Linked DNA regions of Homo sapiens: region 2 is linked to region 1. Evidence: chromatin contacts called from ENCODE Hi-C data. All regions are on one chromosome and are shown on one strand. Each heading gives the region's core, a stretch centred on a gene start or an enhancer-like site at or near the end of the contact. The rest is flanking DNA. Distances are from core to core; before and after follow the strand shown. Region 1 holds the start of WDR55 (WD repeat domain 55). Region 2 holds the start of PFDN1 (prefoldin subunit 1).

Region 1 (5,534 bases), core at 679-3,178:
GCTGATATAGTGTGGCCCTGCAGGTACAGGAATTCCTATCCTAGACCAGAAGGGTTTGGTGCCCTTCATCACCCTGAAACATTTGCCAAGGCCCAGAATAGGTCTGTTGACCTTTGAATCACACCATTCCCTTCCCTTTTCTTCCCTTCTGCTCATTACCAGCACTTTGGCCTGGTGCTCATCATTAGGTGTCACTACTGCTTCCTGGCTGGATGCCACGCTGCCACTGTCTACCCTGAGCCCAAGATTTGTGGCCTCACCAGATCCAAGAAAGCTAGAAAGTCACCTTAGCCATTACCTTGTCTTTGATTATATTCACCTTGGTAGGACAGGTTTTTGTGAGGAAGCCAGTATTGTGCATGGCATGTAAGAGGCTGAAATTGGGCCTTGCTGCAATAGCACCTAGAATGGCTAATTTCAGACAAATGACACCATGGTTCTATGGATGTAGGTAGGCAGTCCCAATTATTAAAAATGGTCACAGAGACATGGCACAGGTGAAGACATCTGGAGAGTCACTAAAAGCAAGACCTGGAGATTGTGGGTTTGAAATTCAGTTTCTGAGGCCAGGCTCGATGGCTCATGCCCACAGTCTCAGTGCTTTGGGAGGCCAAAGCAGGAGAGTCTCTTGAGGCCAGGAGTTCATGAGTCTATAGCTATGCAGGAGGATCGAACCGAAGAGTTCAAGGCTGTAGTGAGCTATGATCACACCACTGCATTCTGAGCCTGGGTGACAGAGCAAGACCTTGATTTAAAAAAAGAAATTCAGGGGCTGGGCGCCGTGGCTCACGCCTATAATCCTAGCACTTTGGGAGGCTGAGGTGGGAAGACACGTCAAGAGTTCAAGGCCAGCCTGGGCAACATACTGAGTCCTCGTTTCTACAAAATATACAAAAATTGGCCAGGTGCGGTGGCTCACGCCTGTAGTCCCAGCACTTTGGGAGGCCAAGGCGGGCGGATCACGAGGTCAGGAGTTTGAGACCAGCCTGGCCAACATGGTGAAACCCTGTTTCTACTAAAGATACAAAAAATTAGCTGGGCGTGGTGGCATGCGCCTCTAGTCCCATCTACTCGGTAGGCTGAGGCAGGAAAATCTCTTGAACCCGGGAGACGGAGGTTGCAGTGAGCCGAGATCGCACCATTGCACTCCAGCCAGGGCGAGACTCCGTCTCAATAAATAAATAAAAATTAGCCAGGCGTGGTGCCGCGTGCCTGTAGTTCCAGCTACTCGGAGGATCGCTTGAGCCGAGCGGTGATCGTGCCACTGCACTCCAGCCTGCGCGACAGCGCAAGACCCTGTCTCAAAACAAAGCAAAACAAAAAAGAAAAAAAAATTCTTGGTAACTGAGCACTGCTTGTCCAGCCCATTGAGTTTCTGTAGACAAATTGTAGGAACTGGCACAGCAAACTGGCCACAAAGACGTTAGGGGCGTGGACACCAGCTGCTTGAGCTGCCTGCTGTCCCAGACTCCCGTATGTCATCGCGCAGCGTGGGATTTTGCGGCTTCCTGACAGCCCAGGCTGTCGCTTGACTTGATCTTGGGTTTCACCAAGCCACGAAGGACTAGCGTCCCTCTCTCCTATCCCAAGGGCATTAAGCCTGTCTGGATGAAGTAGGAGAGGAAAGATTTACACGCAGTTCTCAACTTTACGTGACGTGACTAGGGAGGGAATTGACGGTCGCACCGTCTACCTAGCCCAAACGGGGTCACAGCAGGACAAGGAAGTAGCCGATCTCCCAGATGCGGTCTCTTCGCTCCGCTCCACCCGCACCAGCAGCGGCCCACCCACCTCTCCTGTAAGAGGAAGAACGTCCCGGAGACACTTCCGGCCCCGCCCCCCGAGGCGGAAGCGGAGTGCCAGGCTACTCCTCCCGCAGTGTGGGTGGTTCCGAGGCTGACTACCCTGCGGCGGCGCGGCTCGCAGTCCTTCTCAGCATGGACCGCACTTGTGAGGAGAGGCCCGCTGAGGATGGGAGCGACGAGGAGGACCCAGACTCCATGGAAGCCCCAACCCGGATCCGGGACACTCCGGAAGACATCGTGCTGGAAGCTCCGGCTAGTGGGCTGGCGTTCCATCCGGCCCGTGACCTACTGGCTGCAGGGGACGTGGACGGGGACGTGTTCGTGTGAGAGCGGGGCAGGGCCGGGGCGCCGGGTCTGGAAGCTTCCCGGGGGTGGACCTGGGAACAGGAGAGATGAGAGAAAGTTGCAGGGAGACAAATTTTGCAAGATTCTTTGGGTCCAATTTATTCAGTAACATTCGGCTCTTCTATCACACCAATCTGTTGAAAGAACTGGAATGTCGTGACAGAGCCCAGATACCGTAGTAGGCCAAAAAGCCCTTTAAGGCCTTGTTATTTCCCACCGATTATTATTTATTTACTTACCTATTTATTTTTGAGACGGAGTCTCGCTCTGTCGCCGAGGCTGGAGTGCAGTGGCGCGATCTGGGCTCACTGCAACCTCCCCCTTCCGGGTTCAAGCAGTTCTCTTCCTCAGCCTCCCGAGTAGCTGGGATTATAAGCGCCCGCCACCACGCCCGGCTAATTTTTTTTGTATTTGTAGTAGAGACGGGGTTTCACCATCTTGGCCAGGCTGGTCTTGAACTCCTGACCTCGTGATCCACCTGCCTTCCTCCCAGAGTGCTGGGATTACAGGCGTAAACCACCGTGCCCGGACTCCTACCGGATTATTATATTGTGCCCGAGACAGGCTCAGCAGGCCCCTTTAAGTGATTTTTCAAACCACAAATCTTGGCTCACGCCTGTAATACCCGCACTTTGGGAGGCCGAGGTGGGCGGGTCACCTGAGGTTGGAGCTCGAGACCAGCCTGTTCAACATGGTGAAACCCCGTCTCTACTAAAAATACAAAAATTAGCCCGGTGTGGTGGCGCGGGCCTGTAATCCCAGCTACACGGGAGGCTGAGGCAGAAGAATCACTTGGATTCGGGCGGTGGAGGTTGCAGTGAGCCAAGATCGTGCCACTGCACTCCAGCTTGGACAATAGAGTGAGACACTCCCTTGATTAAAACCCTTCAATGGTCTGCTTTTAGGATTTAGTACAAATTTCTCAATCCTGCCTTCAACGCCCTGACCATCTGTGCTCATTCATCCATACCTTTTAAAAATACGTCTTGGGCCGGGCGTGGTGGCTCATGCCTGTAATCCCAGCACTTTGGGAGACCAAGGTGGGGTATCACCTGAGGTCAGGAGTTGGAGACCAGCCTGGCCAACATGGTGAAATCCTGTCTCTACTAAAAATAGAAAAATTAGCTGGGTGTGGTGGCGGGCACCTGTAATCCCAGCTTCTCGGGAGGCTGAGGCAGGAGAATCGCTTGAACCTGGGAGGTGGAGGTGGCAGTGAGCCGAGATCGTGCCATTGCACTCCAGCCTGGGCAACAAGAGCAAAACTCCATCTCAAAAAAAAATCTCGAAACCTCAGCCCATTTGCATGTGCTATTCTGTCCGGAAAACTCCTTTCCCCTCACTTTTACCTACTATCTCTGAGTTTCCAGGATCTCTTCCCTCTTCCTCTCTCCCCAGACTAAAATTGGTTACCTGTTAGATGCTGCCATGGCACCAGGTGCCATGGTACCTTTCCCTTAATAATGAATGGTTGGTAACCATATGTCCATTTGTGTAATTATTTGAATGCTGTCTCCTTCACTAATGTTTTTCAAACGTCTTTGACCTTGCCTCACAGAGAAATACCTTTTACATTATATATGATGCTCTGTGATACAATTGCTGATTTTATTCTATTATTGTGTACATGTACACAAAATGCTGATCGTAGCTTACTAGTCCGTTATATGACTAGAATGTGAAAAAACACTGTTCTGGAGTGTAATCTGTCATCGGTTTTGTTCTCTATTTTATCTCCAACCTCTAGTCTAGGGTAGATGCTCAACACATGTTTGATTTTGAACAAAAGATACAGGTTAGAGGCAGTGGAAAAGTTGAAGATGTTATGCTTATCAGATTTACTTAATGAATTTAAACCTCAACCCCTCATTAGCTGTAATGGCCTTGAGCGTGTTAACTTCTGTATTTTCATCTTTGAAAGGGGGAATTATACCTACCCTTGCAGAGGGGACAAGTTTGCAGTACAGCACCTAAGCAGCTCTTCAACAAATGTAGGTTCCCTTCTACTACTATCCATATTTATGGTGCCAGGCACTTGGGAGTTGCCCTAGACATCCACCTTTCTTCACATTCCACACAACTTTGTTGCTTCCCTTGTCTTAAAAAAGGTTCTGGAGGAAAATTCTTGGTTCTCCCCTTCCCCACCCTCAGCCATGACTATTGTGAAAAGGTTCCTTTTCCGAGGATTAAATTCAAACTTCTGCTTGGCTCATGTGGTCTCATGCCCACCCCAGCCCATCTTTCTAGATTCAGTCATGCTACTCTCCTGCTACAAGGAACCCTCCTCATTCCTTATCTCTGCTGCCTCCAGTATCTGGCCCTTGCTCTCTGCCAGGCAAATTCTACTCTTGTATGATCCAACCCACATGTCACCACCTTAGCTTTCCAGGGCTCTCTTCTCCCTTCCCAAGTATTCATTCAATTTGTGAATGTTTATTAAGCTACTTTTTCACGTTCAGCACTGGGATAGAGAAAATGAGCAGGCTCAGTTCTGCCTACCTGGAACTCACTGGCAATTAAGCATGTATTCATTCTGCCCTTTTTGAGGATCTGCTCTGAGGCAGGCACTTGGGGGTATTCCATAAACAGTACTCACCTCAAAGTTGTTTACAGGCTGGTGCCTCTCCCCCACCTCCATTTTGATCTTGCCTCTTTTTCAGCACGTACTCTCAATGTACTGTAATTAATTGTGGCTTTCTCTAGCTCCTGCAGACCTGAAGTGCAAGAGCCTGCTCTACCTTACTGATTTTTAGATTTCTAACTTCTGGGGCTGGTCTTTTGTCATTGATGTAACAAATATCTCCTCCACAGTGGTCCAGACCCAATCTTTGTCCAGGCTGGGGCTTTCAAAGATGATAAAGAGGGGTTGGGTGGGATCACAAAGAAATCTTGCGCAAATATACCTTGAACTAACATATATTGAAAAAAGCAGGACCTAACATTTCAAACTCACTGAAAATGGAGAAATGAGATGGTAAACTTTTTGGGCTTAGAGGTGTAGAAGCAGGAACTCTTAGGTAGGTGGGAAGGCTGCTCTGTCTAGTTGGTCTCTGCACTCAATGCAACCCAGGCTGGGTCTGGAGTCATTTACCCTCCTTGCCCTCTCCCCAGCTTTTCCTACTCTTGCCAAGAGGGAGAAACCAAGGAGCTCTGGTCATCAGGTCACCATCTCAAGGCCTGCCGAGCTGTGGCCTTCTCTGAAGATGGGCAGAGTGAGTACTGGGGAAGACAACCAGCAATGTGGTGGAAGGGAGCAGTGAGCAGCACCATGACCTGGGCACCTTTTCCCCAGAGCTCATTACTGTCTCCAAGGACAAAGCCATCCATGTTCTAGATGTGGAGCAGGGCCAACTGGAAAGACGTGTTTCCAAGGCTCATGGGTAAGGA
Region 2 (5,534 bases), core at 1,161-3,660, 360 kb before region 1:
AAATTTACCAAACATCAATAAAAGTCAACATAACTGTAAACAATCAAGTCACCATACTAAATACTGAATTTACAATCATCAGAAGATACAATCAGTGTGAAGCAAATCAAATGCATATTAAGTAATAACCATATTAAGTAGCAAGTACTCAAGGAGTAGTAAAAGAAATAAATGCAATAGTCAAGGATGAAATCCAGAGATTCAAAACAAGAACCATAAAAGTAATAACTCACTACATTTGTATTGCACAATTAGGTTTCAAAGCACTTTCTCACATTAGTTTGAAATATTAACATGGGAATATTAATATAAGAATATTAATGAGGAAATATAATAAATATCTCATTTATGCCTCTCAGTAATTCCATGAGTTAGCATTGGCAGTCTCATCATCCACAATTTACAAATTAAGTAACCAAATGAGTTAAGAGATAAAAGTGGCTTGCACAAGGTTGAACAACTACTGGGGGGAAGGCAGGTGTTATTTAAATCCATTTCTTCTAACCCCTTAGTTCAGCAATCTTTCCATTCCACTGTCTATAGTAATATTCATAATATGAACATTTTTAAGAGGAAGACCAAGAAAGAGAGTGAGAAAAAATGCAAAGCACTGGCAAAAGAATTGCATCATGATCTTCATCCACAGATACCAGGCCAAATTTGACCCTTGCGTACACTTACTTAACTGGAAGATAAACAGTTCTTGGATACTTTTGTTGAAGTGCCTGGAATGACTTTCACATGCTGTTAAATTTGTGCCTTAATAACATCTGTGACTGCAATGCACAGCAAAGGCTACTACATAATTTTTATTGTGACCTTGTTTTCACCTACTAGTAAGGTTTTGAAAGATTTACTTTGGGGAAGGGGAGGGGCCTGAAATTTCCTATTTGTCTCCACCCAAAAAAAGGACCCTGTAAAAACATTAGAAGATAAAACCTTTAAACAAGTTTTTTAATTAATTGGTTATCAAAATTATTCATTTTAAGTTTGTAATCATTTTCTTAGTTTGCATTCACCGCCCGCAAGTTTCAAATGTAGCAATAAATTCAAAAGTACCGGGAGGCAAATCCATTCACTAAACCCTGATTTAAATCGGTACTTTTAACAGAAGAAAAGGTAAATTTTTAGAATGCACAATTTTGTTTTGAAATGTAAAATTCCAGGTATCATCTGACTGCTCTATACAGCTTGCTAAGGAAGCTAGTATACCATTAAAGATGAGCTAGTATACTGTTAAAGATTAGAGACTCCACCTAAGAGCTAAATTTACAAGATTCAAGACAAGAAGAACAAAAGCAAGACACAAACACATAATATCCTCACAACACTAACAAAAGCTTCATTTGTTAGAAGCAACAGCTATTTCGGCTGTCCTATTTCTTTTACACAAGTTGACCACAGGCAGTCTTAACTAAGATGTTGCTCATCTGAAGAACTCAAAATAGTGGTCAAAAAAGTGTGAGATAAGGCAGAGAATACTGGATTCTAGTCCCAACTTCTGACAGACTTTTCTGGCACTGGTTCCTTTTCCAGAAAAGTAGATTTAAAATAGATAAATTCTAGGGTCCTTTCCAATCCACCCCACCGCACAAAGCATACTGGTTTGGGGTCATTAGTGGTGTTAGAATGCTGATCATTCTTAGATAGCAAAAATCTGAATAACAACACATTTATAAGCAACTGAGGAAAACAGGAAACCCAATTCCTTCCGATACCGGTTTTATTTGGAAAACTTTACTGGTTTTGTTTTGTTTTTGACAATTCCTTCAAAAGAAGGAGGTTTTGTTTTGTTTTGTTTGACGAGTCCTTCAAAAGAAGTGGAGGGGGGGCAAAATCCTGAAATGAACATTGCTGCTACAATGCTTGGTTTTCCGAACTGTAGATATTGCAACTTTCAAGGTACAGAACCGAATAAATGGCCTAAAAACAAAGGTTGGACTTGGAGTTTTTCAAAGCAAATGAGGCAGAATTACGGATGCCACAGCTCAGGCAAGGGGTCCGAAGGGACCCCCATTTGAAATGCTCTCTTTAGTTCTTACTATGAAAGTGAGTCCCTGAAGCCTCCAAACGCAACGAAATGTCTCTGGAGCTCAGAAAGACTGGACAAGCCCGAGACAGGCCCGCAGACTTACCCGACCCAGACCAACCGGCTCCTACCCAGCAAGAGCCGCTCGCCCCCCACCCCGTTTATGGAGACCCAGTGAGGCCTTAGGACTCTGGGAAACCATTCCCTAGTCCACTGGACCCTCCTTCCTTCTGCAAGGCTCGTGCCTCACTTGATATTCTTGTCTATAGTCCCCTCAGCCTCCAAAAAGAAGACCTCCGCCTGCCAAAGACCCTCTTTTACCTTCTTCAGCTCTAGATCCACGGGGGCGGCCATCTTGGTGCACTGTAAGCGCCTGCGCAGTGGGAGTTGGACTGAAATAGGGTGGGGAAGGGCGCGTCTTACTTTGTGCGCCGGTCTTTCTTCTGCGCCTGCGCATGAGTTGGACTAACCGGGCTTCTTATCTTTCTCTGAGAATTGACTCCTGAAATATTTGGGTTTCGGATTCCGTGTCTTCACTACCTGACCGGTCAGGTCTGGCTTGCTCCTCCGTATCTTCCAGACATAGCCCAACGCGCAGATTTCCCATGTGGCTTTAAGCAGTTTGCCAGCTAGCTTAATATGTGCTGCTAAATTGAGATGTATGTAGATGAGGTCAAACCCTCATCAGTCGATCAGTCCTTCAGCTAGTCGCTGTGCTCTCAGGAATGAGTAAGAGTAAGTCCAGAACCTCAGGCATGACAGTTTGGGAAAGACTATTGGAAAGCTTGTCTGGAGTGTTCTTTCCAAAACGAACTTATTACTTCCAAAAGCTTCCCAAAGACATTCTAGGCACAGTGGTTCTCAAGAGAGGCTGAATACGTTTGTTTAAAAACAAAAAAATGCAGGTTCTCTGGGTCTCATCTCAAACGTACTCAGAATCTTTGAGAATGGGGTCTGGAAATTTGCACTTTTGCAGACTACCCCAGTGACCTAATGGTGCAACTCCTCCGCGGATCACTTTTTTGAGAATCTCTGCCATAAAAGGACCTGGCATTTGAACCAGAATAGATAATAATTGACTTTTGGAAATGGAAAAAAAAGTTAACCTACTCTAAAAACTGTTATGCTAAGAGAAAGTGCTACATAAATAATTAGGAAATTTATTTTATTTTTTAAAAAAAGAAAGAAAGAGAGAAAGAAAACAAACTGTTAGGGAGATGAAAGGGCAGGGAATTTGGAACCAGCCTAATCTAGATTCAAGGCTTGGTCTGCCTTTAGCCTATGTCTGGTTCCATTTACTAATTGTGTGACTTTAAGCAAGTCACTTGGATATTTTGTGGGGTTTTTTTTTTTTTTTGTACGTTTGTTTGTTTCTTGAGACAGGATCTTGCTCTGTCACCCAGGCTCGAGTGCAATGGTGCAATCACGACTCACTCCAGCCTCTACCTCCCGCGCTCAAGCGATCCTCCCACCTCAGCCTCGTGAGTAGCGCTGGGACTACAGGCGCGCGCCACCCACACTCAGCTAATTTTTATATTTTTGTACAGACGGGTTTTCACCTTGTTGCCCAAGCTGGTCTCAAACTCCTGAGCTCAAACAATCCGCTCGCCTTGGTCGCCCAAAGTGCTGTAGTGCTTTGATATTAAAGGCTTGAGCCACCGCACCCGGCCACATTTTTTTTTTTTTTTTTTTTTTGAGCCAGGGTCTCGCTCTGTCACCCAGGCTGGAATGCAGTGGCACGATCTCGGCTCACTGCAACCTCTGCCTCCCAGGATCAAGTGATTCTCCTGCCTCAGCCTCCCGAGTAGCTGGGATTACAGGCGCCTGCCACCACGCCCGGCTAATTTTTGTAGTTTTGGTAGAGACGGGTTTCACCGTGTTGCCCAGGCTGGTCTCCAACTCCCAGCCTCAAGTGATCCGCCTGCCTCGGCCTCCCAAAGGGCTGGGATTACAGGCAAGCCACCACGTCCAGCATCTGCCACCTATTTTTAATGAGCTTCAGTCTTCTCATGTTTGAGAGTGACCATATTGACCTAACAGGGTTATTGTGAGAAATAAATGAGATCAGGATAAAAAGCTCCAAACATAGCTCCATGCACACAAGTAGATACTCAATAAATCACTGGTGTTAATCGCCGTCCTGTTTGTCTTTCAAAGTCCAGCAAATGGGCACTACATCCCCCATCACACAGAGCAAAGATAATCTCTCCTCTGAACTCCCCTCACAACATCTATTTCTCTCTCAAGGCATATAACACTGTCTACCTTTTTTTAGAAAACATTTTTCTTAGACTGTAAGCTCCTTGAAATCAAGAACTATGGAATAATGGTTCTTCCACCTCTTGTACCTAGAACACCTGTCACAGTGCATCACGGGAAAAAAATACAAAATGGATACTGGATGTGAATAAATTATTCTGGAAAAAAAAAAGAAGACTCATTCCTCCCCAATTTGAGAAAGAGTAAAAAGGATCTGATATTTTGATTCTCTGGGACCTTCTTAGATTCTCATTACAGATGATCAATAAATACTGACTGATTAGCCAGGCATGGTGGCATGCCCCTGTAGTCCCAGCTACTCAGGAGGCTGAGGCAGGAGAATTGTGTGAGGCCTGGAGGCCAAGGCTGCAGTGAGTGGGGATCAATTGTGTCATTGCACTCCAGCCTGAAAGACAGAGTGAGACCTTGTCTCAAAAAATAAAATAAAATAAAATAAAATAAAATAGTGATTGAATATTGAAATTCAAAAAAAGTCTGAAATACTGTCCTGTACATTACCTCATGAGACTTTTGAAAGAGTCCTCATAGAGATGTATGGACTGTAAAAGTTAAGAGCCTGGGCTAAGCTGTCAGACAACCTGGGTACAAATACTGATTATACTACTTAAGGGTAATATGATCTTAGGCAAGAGTCTTCTCTGCATTGTTTGTTTGGTCATTGTTTCTCTTTGTGTATTTGTATACTACTTCTTCCTCATGAGTTTAATTTCCTTTTTTTTTTTTTTTCTTTTTTGAGACATGGTCTCATTCTGTCACCCAGGCTAGAGTGCAGTGGTTCAATCTCAGCTCACTTCAGCCTCCACCTCCCGGGTTCCAGCAATTCTCCTGCCTCAGCCTCCCTAGTAGCTTGGATTACAGGTGCATGTCACCACCTGGCTACTTTTCGTATTTCTTGTAAAGATGGGGTTTCACCATGTTGGCCAGGCTGGTCTTGAACTCCTGACCCCAGGTGATCCACCTGCCTCAGCCTCTCAAAGTGCTGGGATTACAGGCATGAGCCACTGCACCCAGCCTAATTTCCTTCATGATAAAGGAAATCCTTCAGTAGGTTCTTTTAGTAAGAATGTCTGATAAGTAAATTCTCTTCATCTTTGTTTTACAGGTTGAATTGTGCCCCCCACAAAAGATATGTTGAAGTCCTAACTCCCAGTACCTCAGAATGTGACCCTATTTGAAAGTAGGGTTTTGGGACAGGCGTGGTGGCTCATACCTATAATCCTAGCAG

What was found. A loop is a pair of places that touch in the nucleus more often than their neighbours do. Pooled maps may share reads with other maps.
Region 2: a pooled map shows a loop between it and region 1 (4-fold over the local background). The contact joins the promoter of PFDN1 here to the promoter of WDR55 in region 1. A Hi-C loop is called at or near these places in 7 of 50 pooled maps.

What each region holds. Positions count from the first base shown.
Region 1 is chr5:140,662,976-140,668,509 of GRCh38, forward strand. WDR55 (WD repeat domain 55) reads left to right here and starts at 1,929. Exons shown (of 7, transcript NM_017706.5): 1 at 1,929-2,128; 2 at 5,259-5,359; 3 at 5,440-5,527. The coding sequence starts at 1,938. It overlaps LOC124901088 (a long non-coding RNA gene), which reads right to left and starts at 2,462. Exons shown (of 2, transcript XR_007058968.1): 1 at 2,390-2,462; 2 at 1-2,182. RefSeq lists enhancers at 1,340-2,006, 1,424-1,583, 1,934-2,063.
Region 2 is chr5:140,300,691-140,306,224 of GRCh38, forward strand. PFDN1 (prefoldin subunit 1) reads right to left here and starts at 2,411. Exons shown (of 4, transcript NM_002622.5): 1 at 2,351-2,411. The coding sequence starts at 2,383. RefSeq lists an enhancer at 2,148-2,427 and a silencer at 2,316-2,520.